Regions from separate parts of the Homo sapiens genome. Here region 1 is linked to region 2. A link is an interaction called in ENCODE POLR2A ChIA-PET data of the cell type or tissue named here. Cell type or tissue: Panc1. All regions are shown on one strand.

Region 1 (4,000 bases), 83 kb after region 2:
CATGATGTCTTTCTACTTATTTGGGTGTTCATTAATTTCTTTCTGTCTTTAAAAAAAAAAGATTTTAGGGGAGGAAAAATGATGGAACAACTAGGATTATAATATAAATTGAATTAATGATCTTCACTTCGAACACTCCCAACTTCAAAGCAAAAACAAAAACCAAAAAACCTCTTTTTCCTCCAGGGAAGTAAATATTTTGTCTACTTACTCATTTCATGCTAGAAAGCACAGTCTTGAGAATTTTGCCTCTACCAGGTCCTGTGGATCCCACCTCCTAAATACCTCTCAATTCAGTCCATGTCTTAGTAATTCCAGGGAAGTCTACCTAGTCTGAATCACCGTTGTTTCTTTCCTAATGGGGTAGGTACCCTTGCATACACACTTTGCCCCTTTAAGCCATTTTTCACACTGCAGCCAGAATGCCAGAGTGATTCTTCTTATAACAGCAACTAATTGTGTCACCTTGCTTAAAGTGGTTTAATGGCTTCCCATTAGTTTTGGAATTGAGACCAATCAGCCTTGACATGGTCTAAGAAGCTACATAACCTGGGCTAGGCACGGTGGCTCACGCTTGTAATCCTAGCACTTTGGGAGGCCGAGGTGGGTGGATAACCTGAGGTCAGGAGTTTGACACCAGCCTGGCCAACATAGTGAAACCCCGTCTCTACTAAAAATACAAAAAAATTAGCCAGGCGTGGTGGCACATGCCTGTAGTCCCAGCTACTTGGGAGGCTGAGGCAGGAAAATCACTTGAGCCCGGGAGGCCGAGGTTGCAGTGAGCCGAGATCACGCCACTGCACTCCAGCCTGGGCAACAGAGCAAGACTCTGTCTCAAAAAAAAAAAGAAGCTACATAACCTGACTCCTTTACCTGTCCAGGCTCAGAGAAGCCTGCCAATTACCCTCACACTGTTGCCTCAGTGGATGTCTGTCTTTTGTAACACATCAGTGCCCCCTTCTGCTTAATCTTTGTATGAATCATGTTTTTAATTTAGTGTATTTTAGGATGTTTTGACATCTTAGGGGGCTTGTGAATCCTAGAGTAACTGTCCCTGGCAGGATTTGCTTATTTTTAGAGATAACAACTTGCATTTGAGTCTTGCCATTCATATACAAACCAACCAATCCAAAGCCCATATCCCTAAACTCCTCCTCTATCTAACTCACACTCCCCTGCCTTAAATCACCTCAGGGCCAGATGCTGCACAACTTAAGAACCACCCCTGTATATCAGAGCCCTCTGACATTATTAAAGCTGTCATGTAATATACTCAAGGTTACCTACCCTGCCTTGCCCGTTCTTTCCTGTGGAAACCAAAGATACTTCTTCCTTAAAAAAAAAAAAGAAGACTCTGGGCCATGCTCTTCCTTGCTCCTTTGCCCTCTTGACCAACTCTTGTGCTTCCCCATGCGACCCTTCTTGGCATATTGTGCCCTCCCCTCTCGGCAACTGTAAGAAATTCTTCTTTCAAGGCAGTTGTCTTCGTATCTATCATTTTACCATACCTGGTTAAAACAGAGTCCCAGGTACATATTAAAGCAAGCCTTCATACATGTTGGCCCTCTATCTAAAAGCCTCTTCCCACTCCTTTCCCTTTACCTGGTAATCCCTGTTATTCCCTAGATGCCTGCTTTAAAGAGATTTCCTTTGGTAAATCACCCTGAACCCTCAGACTAGTCCAGACCTCTCTTTGATATTTTCCTCTTGACATTCAGCATTTATCCCAATTGAAAGTAATAATTACATTTGTGTAGTTATTAGATTATCTGTCTTCCTTAGTAAAAAGTAAGCTTATGGGCTGGGTGCCATGGCTCATACTTATAATCCCAGCACACTGGGAGGCTGAGGCAGGAGGATCACTTGACCCCAGGAGTTTGAAACCATCCTGGGCAACACAGAAAGATGCCATCAATACCAAAAAAAGGAAATTAGGTGAGTGTTAAGGTGCACCAGCCACTCTGGAGGCTGAGGCGGGAGGATCACTTGAGCCCGGGAGGTGGGAGGATCACTTGAGCCCGGGAAGTGGGAGGATCACTTGAGCCCAGGAGGTCGAAGCTGTAGTGAGCTGTGATCATGCCACTGCACTCCAGCCTGGGCAACAGAGTGAGACCGTGCCTCAAAAAAAAAAAAAAAAGTTTATGAAAACAAAGTTCGTATTTATCACTGTATCTCCAGTGACTAGCATAATGTTTATTAAATGTTAATTGCATAAAGGAAGGAAGAAAAATCACTTTGGGATACTTTCACTAGACATTCTCTATGCCTCATTCCTTTAAAAAAAATAATCAGGCTGGGCGAGGTGGCTCATGCTGGTAATCCCAGCATTTTGGGAGGCTGAGGCGGGCGGATCACTTGAGGTCAGGAGTTTGAGACCAGCCTGGCCAACATGGTGAAACACCGTCTCTACGAAAACTACAAAAATTAGCCAGGCGTGGTGGCATGTGCCTGTTATCTCAGCTACTCAGGACGCTGAGGCAGGAGAATCGCTTGAGCCGGGGAGGCGGAGGTTGCATTGAGCTGAGATTGTGCCATTCCACTGCACTCCAGCTTGAGTGACAGAGACTCCGTCTCAGAGAGAAAAAAAAAAAAGAATCAGCTGGGCATGGTGGCTTGGGCCTGTAATTCCAGCTACTTGGGAGACTTGAGGTGGGAGGATGGCTTGAAGCCATGAGTTCAAGTCCAGCTTGGGCAGCAACGCAAGACCCCAACTCTAAAAAATAGAAAAATCTTAAGCAACCTTTTTTTTTTTTTTTTTTGAGATAGAGTCTTGCTCTGTGCAGTGGCACAATCTTGGCTTACTGCCACCTCTGCCTCCCGGGTTCAAGTGATTCTCCTGCCTCAGCCTTCTGAATAGCTGGGATTACAGATGCCTGCCACCACGCCCAGCTAATTTTTGTATTTTTTAGTAGAGATGGGGTTTCGCCATGTTGGCCAGGCTGGTCTCAAACTCCTGACCTCAGGTGATCTGCCCGCCTTGGCCTCCCAGAGTGCTGGGATTACAGACATGAGCCACCACACCAGACCTCTTAAGCAGCTTTAAAAGGGAAAAGGGAGTCTAACAAACATTAAATAATTGAGATTTTATATCATTCCAAATTCACAACTAAAATTAATCATTATGTGTACACAGTATTTTACATGATTATCCTTAATGTGCATATACAACTTGGCTTTCATATTCTTTTTATTCTTTTTAAAATTTTTATTTTCATTTGACAGAGAGGAGTGTCTTACTGTGTTGGCCAGTCTGGTCTCAAAGTCCTGGCCTCAAGCGATCCTCCTGCCTCAGCCTCCCAAAGTGGTGGGTTTACAGATGTGCTTTCATATTCTTTAAGTGACTTTATATGGAAAAACTAGTTCAAATATTATTATTTTAGTGGTTAATAACATTCTGTTCTGTTGACATCATTTGTTTAGCTATAGGGAATTACTTGTGTGATATTGTGATTTATAATAGGAAATATTTGGTCTTCTTGCTCTTTGCTGGCACACAATTCCTAAAGCCCTTGGAATCTCCAAGGTGTCTTTTTGTATTCTAATGAGATGACAAGTGGTTGGGAGCTCCTGGATAGCCTCAGGATGGGGGCTGGTTACCAAGGCAACCAACCATATGATCAGAGGGTTGGAACTTTTATTCCTACCACCTTACCTCCAGGTAGGGGACAGCAGGTGAAGGTTGAGTTTATCACCAATGGCCAGTGGTTTAATCAATCATGTCTATATAATGACGCCTTCATCAAAACCCAAAAGGACCTGATTGAGGAGTTTCCAAATAGCTGAACACATGGTGATTCCTGTAGGGTGGTGCACCTGGAGAGGGTGTGGAAACTCCACGCCTTTTCCCATATAACTTACCCCATGCATCTCTTCTATTTGGCTGTTCATCTTTTTTTTTTTTTTTTTTTTTTTTTTAATTTTTGTTCTTTTTTTGTCTTTTTAAAAAATTTTTATTATTTTTATTTGGCTATTCATCTATATCCTTTGTAATATCCTTTAT
Region 2 (4,000 bases):
GGAGACTCCTGCATTGGCTTCTCTCAGTGGCACCTCGGGGTTTCCGCCAGAGTTGCTGGGTTGCCTAATTACCTCCAATATTTTTTCCTCTTAGAACAATAAAACTGGTTTTAAAATCTCTTGTCAAGTTTTGAATCAGCGCTTTTTCACTGTTGTTCCTAATTGTGCATGGCGAGGCAGCAGCCAGGGCTGCTCAGGAGCCGTGAACTAGGCAGCAACTTCAAGTTAAAACCACCATTTAGGTAAGGTGAAGGAGGAAGTCAGGGTTATGATTCTGTCTCTGTGTAACAACTTCGGGGCAAGCTCCCTGAATGCAGAGGCAAAGCTGAGCAAGCCAGGGAAAGGGCCTGAGTTATGCACAAAAATCTGCCATTGGGAACTGAAGGTGAGGGGCCTGCATGTGGCTCCCGCAGCTCCCTGGAGCCTGGCTTCCTTCTTTCTCTGGCCTTTACAAGAGGCCCCTCCCCTCCACTCTCCCAGCTACACTCTGGAGGGCTTTTGGGGCACTTTTAGTCTCTGTAAATTCTACACGAACACAAAGCACTGCAAACTCAAAGCTTTGGGATCAGAAGGGAACGATCCCTTCTCCTGCCCCTCAAGACTACAGCCAGGCACCAGCAGGCCTTCATTATGGCAGTCCTGGTCAGGTGATCCAGCTAACCAGGACCTTCACAGTCAAGATCAGTAAAAACCAAATGTCTCTAGAAAAGAGGGTTGTGCAACCTGTGGTGACTCCTACCATAGTGCTGCTTTTGCTCAAACCTCATTCCCCTGTGGCAACTGTAACCATACATGCCAGACTTTCCAGAACTGTCCTGATTTTACATGTTTGTCCTCGAGTTTCTGGAAGCACACAGGTACCTGCCAGGGACTGTGCCCTAATCTTTTGGTTTGACAAACGGTCACTGTGCCCATGACACACACCTGGCACAAGGCTGCAAAACAGCATTTTTCCTCCAGGTGAAGCTCAGATACTTGGCTGGAAAGGCCAGGCATTGGAGAAACTCCAGTGCACTGGAATCATCAGTACCTGCCACTCTGAGCAGAGAGGCTGCCCATGCCCAGCATAAGGTGGTACCACCTAGCCACACAGCAACGTAGCTGGGCTGAGTGCTCCCCATGAGCGTCTTCTGCCTAGGACAGGGAGTTATCAGGTTGAGATTTAGAATGTGAAAACGATGGCCCTGCACAAATCCAATACACGCCTTTTTTACTGTGTTTTAAATCTCTCTATACAATTATACCCCTGTAAGGCCCTCAACAAGACACTGTTTGCCTTCTTTCCATACTTGCAGGCTTGGCTCCCTTCCTGCAAGGCAGCATGGCAAATGGGAGGATCCCTGCTCTGGTCTGTGCCACAGTCCCTGCTAAGAAAGTGGGCCTAGGGTTCCTATGGAGAAGGAGGAGTCACTCCTCTGCCCCTCCCAGACCCAGACCACCAGCACAGACAAAAGTGCTACCACTTGCACGTTTCCTCTTTGCCCAGCACAATAAAGGAATTAGGACCTACCACCTACTAAGTTTCTGCAGCTGACACTTCCAGGCTTAAAGTCTAGCACGCCAGCTCAGTCACACATGGTCTGACGAGTCCTCTTTGCAACTCAGCCCCAACCCAGCCACCCGTGCAATTTTGCTAATTCAAACAGCTTTCCCGTTTAGAGAGGTTGATAGCCATCTCCCATCTCCTTTTCCTACTGACGTCATCCCACATTTTCTCCGGAGACAAATAAGGGTAGAGTTCCTGGGATAGTTTTCAGGCTGCCTAAGATAGGAGTGCAGTGGCCTCCCGAGTCCACCCCACATCTCAGGCTTTGGACAAGTCGTCAAAAGTGAGAGGGAGGTAATGAAATAAATCACCTAGCTAGGGTTAAAGGGCAAAAAGAATTTGGAGACTGCAGCTCAGACCCAGATCTATCCTGGGCATTTGCAGTGCAAAGCTGCGTTTTCTTCGCCACTACCGAGGTCTTGCACAATAGCCTGTGTATAAACATCCACGCCAACAATGCCTGACTGTGCAATCACGCTGTAATTACAGGCCGGCAGGAAGCTGCTGCTAGGAACTGCACCATTCAACCTCTAGGACACCCCATCTCGAGTCTCCACGGCTCGGACGCACTTTCCTGCACACACCAACGTGTCCCCGCCGCCGCCGCTACAGTTGCAGTCTCGCCACTGGCCCGGGCCGCCAGCCCCTAGTTACTCTGCAGGAATGTCCCAAACTTCTCAGCTGTTCTTTAAAAAACCCTGCGCCACGAGGCTACCGAGGGCGACGGGAACCACCGTCAAAGTTCCTGCAGCACATTCCTGCAGCCCTTGCAGTTTTAGGAAACAGAAAAGAACGAGATGCCACAGAGTCCGCTGGAAGCGGGTTTCTGAGTTTTATATAGAAAACACTCACATATGTACGTGGGTGTGCTGACAGTTTTTATGGCTAAATTGCAAAGTGTTAGGCCTTAGCGATCACTGTCAGGTTTGGGACATGGTTGGGAAGGGTAAAGGGGGAGTCAGGAGCGATTCATTTCAAGGGGGCTTGGGGACAATTCCGGTTTGGTTTTCTGAAAATGCGTAGGGTTGTTTTCCCAAACTTCCGAGCTACTCTGCTCTTCGTCCCAGGAAGGCCAAGCAAATAAAAGTCCGGGGAAAGTTCCTTTAACTTCCTTCCTGCGCCCTCGACAAGGGCTGCGAAGAGGAAGAGGTCATTTCCCAGGGAAGCACCGGGCAGGGGCCGAGAGCTGCGCCCAGCCTGCAGGGATGGAGGCGCTGGGCGGAGGGCTGGCTGCAGACGTAGGCCCCGGAAAGCCCCTTCCCCCCACCCTACCTCAGGCCAACGGCGCCTGGAGCTGGCCCCGCTGCAGCCCTTGCTGTTTGAAGTCCCGCGGCAAAGCGGCGACAACACCGGCGCAGCCCGGCGCCCCGACCCCGGCCGCCGAGCTCCCTCCCTGCAGCACCCCGGCACCCCAGCGCCCGGCCCAACCCGGCCCGCCACATCCGCGCCCGCGCGGCCCAGCCCGAGCCCCGGAACGATTCCGAGCCCCACGCCGGCGCCCGGTGGCGGGAGGGGGCGCCGAGCCCGCGGCTTACCTGCGTGCTGGATCCCCGGGCTGCTCGGAGGGGTGCGGGGCGCAGGCGAGTGCGGCCCGCAGACTCTAACTTTGTTGCTCTCGGGACGGCGCAGTCGTCACTTCCTCGCGGAGCGGGCGGTGCGGCCCGGGCTGTGCGGCCCGGGCTGTGACCCAGCGGCTCGCGCGGTGGCGCGCAGGGCCCTGCAGCCAGCCGCCCCGCCCGCGCCCCCGGCTCCGCGCGCCCCTGGCCCCAGGCGCCGTCTCCCCACTCTGCGCGCCCTCGGCTGCGGGGTAGCGGGCAGCCCTGCGCTGCCGGCCGCCTAGCCTGCACCCCCCGCCCTGGGAGGGAAGCCTCGCTCCAGCCGCGTCGTTTCCGCGCCGAAGTGCGATCCGGGGCCCCGCGCTGGAGTCCCCTGCTCTCAGGCTGGTCTGGAAGGTGGTGGTGGGGTTCAGGGTCCCCGGAAAGCTGGGGTTCCAGGGTAAACACCAGTACACAAACAAAGCGGTGGGGGAGGGGAAAGAAAAAGTTTTTCCGTTTGGTGTTGGGGCTAAAAGGGTCATGTCAGAAAGCAGTGTGCTCTATGTGTTCTTAATGCCTAAAGTGGGCCTTAAAACAAGGGTCCCTGTCCCCACGTTCTCTCTAAAAGTCTGCATGATGTCCCTCGTCATTTCTACGGGTTATAAGTGAGCAAGACGTTTACCACGTATCACACTTCTGGGGGCTATTTCAACGCCCAAGCTGGGGCTGCAGAATGGTTTCTGTTCTAATCCTCCCCCGCGATTTCCACCTCTTTACACTCAACTCACAGAAAATAGAGTCTGATGCATTCTGTGTTTCATCACCGGTCAAAAGTGACTTTGAGGGTAGGGTGGAGGCCTGAGAAGGGCAGCTTCAGGCAATAGTAATCCTGAAATTTATCATTGCTCAAAATAAATGT

The links. Peaks named below come from ENCODE experiments on the same cell type or tissue, not always from the same donor. Only the 100,000 strongest peaks of a DNase experiment are listed, where the experiment ranks them.
Region 1: POLR2A ChIA-PET joins it to region 2 with 6 read pairs; 21 of 35 experiments call an interaction of 5 or more read pairs at or near these places.

The regions. Positions count from the first base shown.
Region 1 is chr14:73,867,453-73,871,452 of GRCh38, forward strand. All of the region lies in intron 3 of PTGR2 (prostaglandin reductase 2), which reads left to right. Among named protein-coding and RNA genes, the nearest start is that of ZNF410, 17 kb to the right of the region's middle. In Panc1, no CTCF peak of the experiment used is centred here; no DNase peak of the experiment used is centred here.
Region 2 is chr14:73,784,021-73,788,020 of GRCh38, forward strand. MIDEAS-AS1 (MIDEAS antisense RNA 1) reads left to right here and starts at 3,340. Exons shown (of 3, transcript NR_109995.1): 1 at 3,340-3,489. It also overlaps a transcript of MIDEAS not described here. RefSeq lists silencers at 2,785-3,374, 3,425-3,474, 3,555-3,614 and an enhancer at 3,965-4,000. In Panc1, no CTCF peak of the experiment used is centred here; DNase peaks (open chromatin) are centred at 1,701 and 2,001; H3K4me3 peaks cover 3,802 bases; H3K27ac peaks cover 3,701 bases.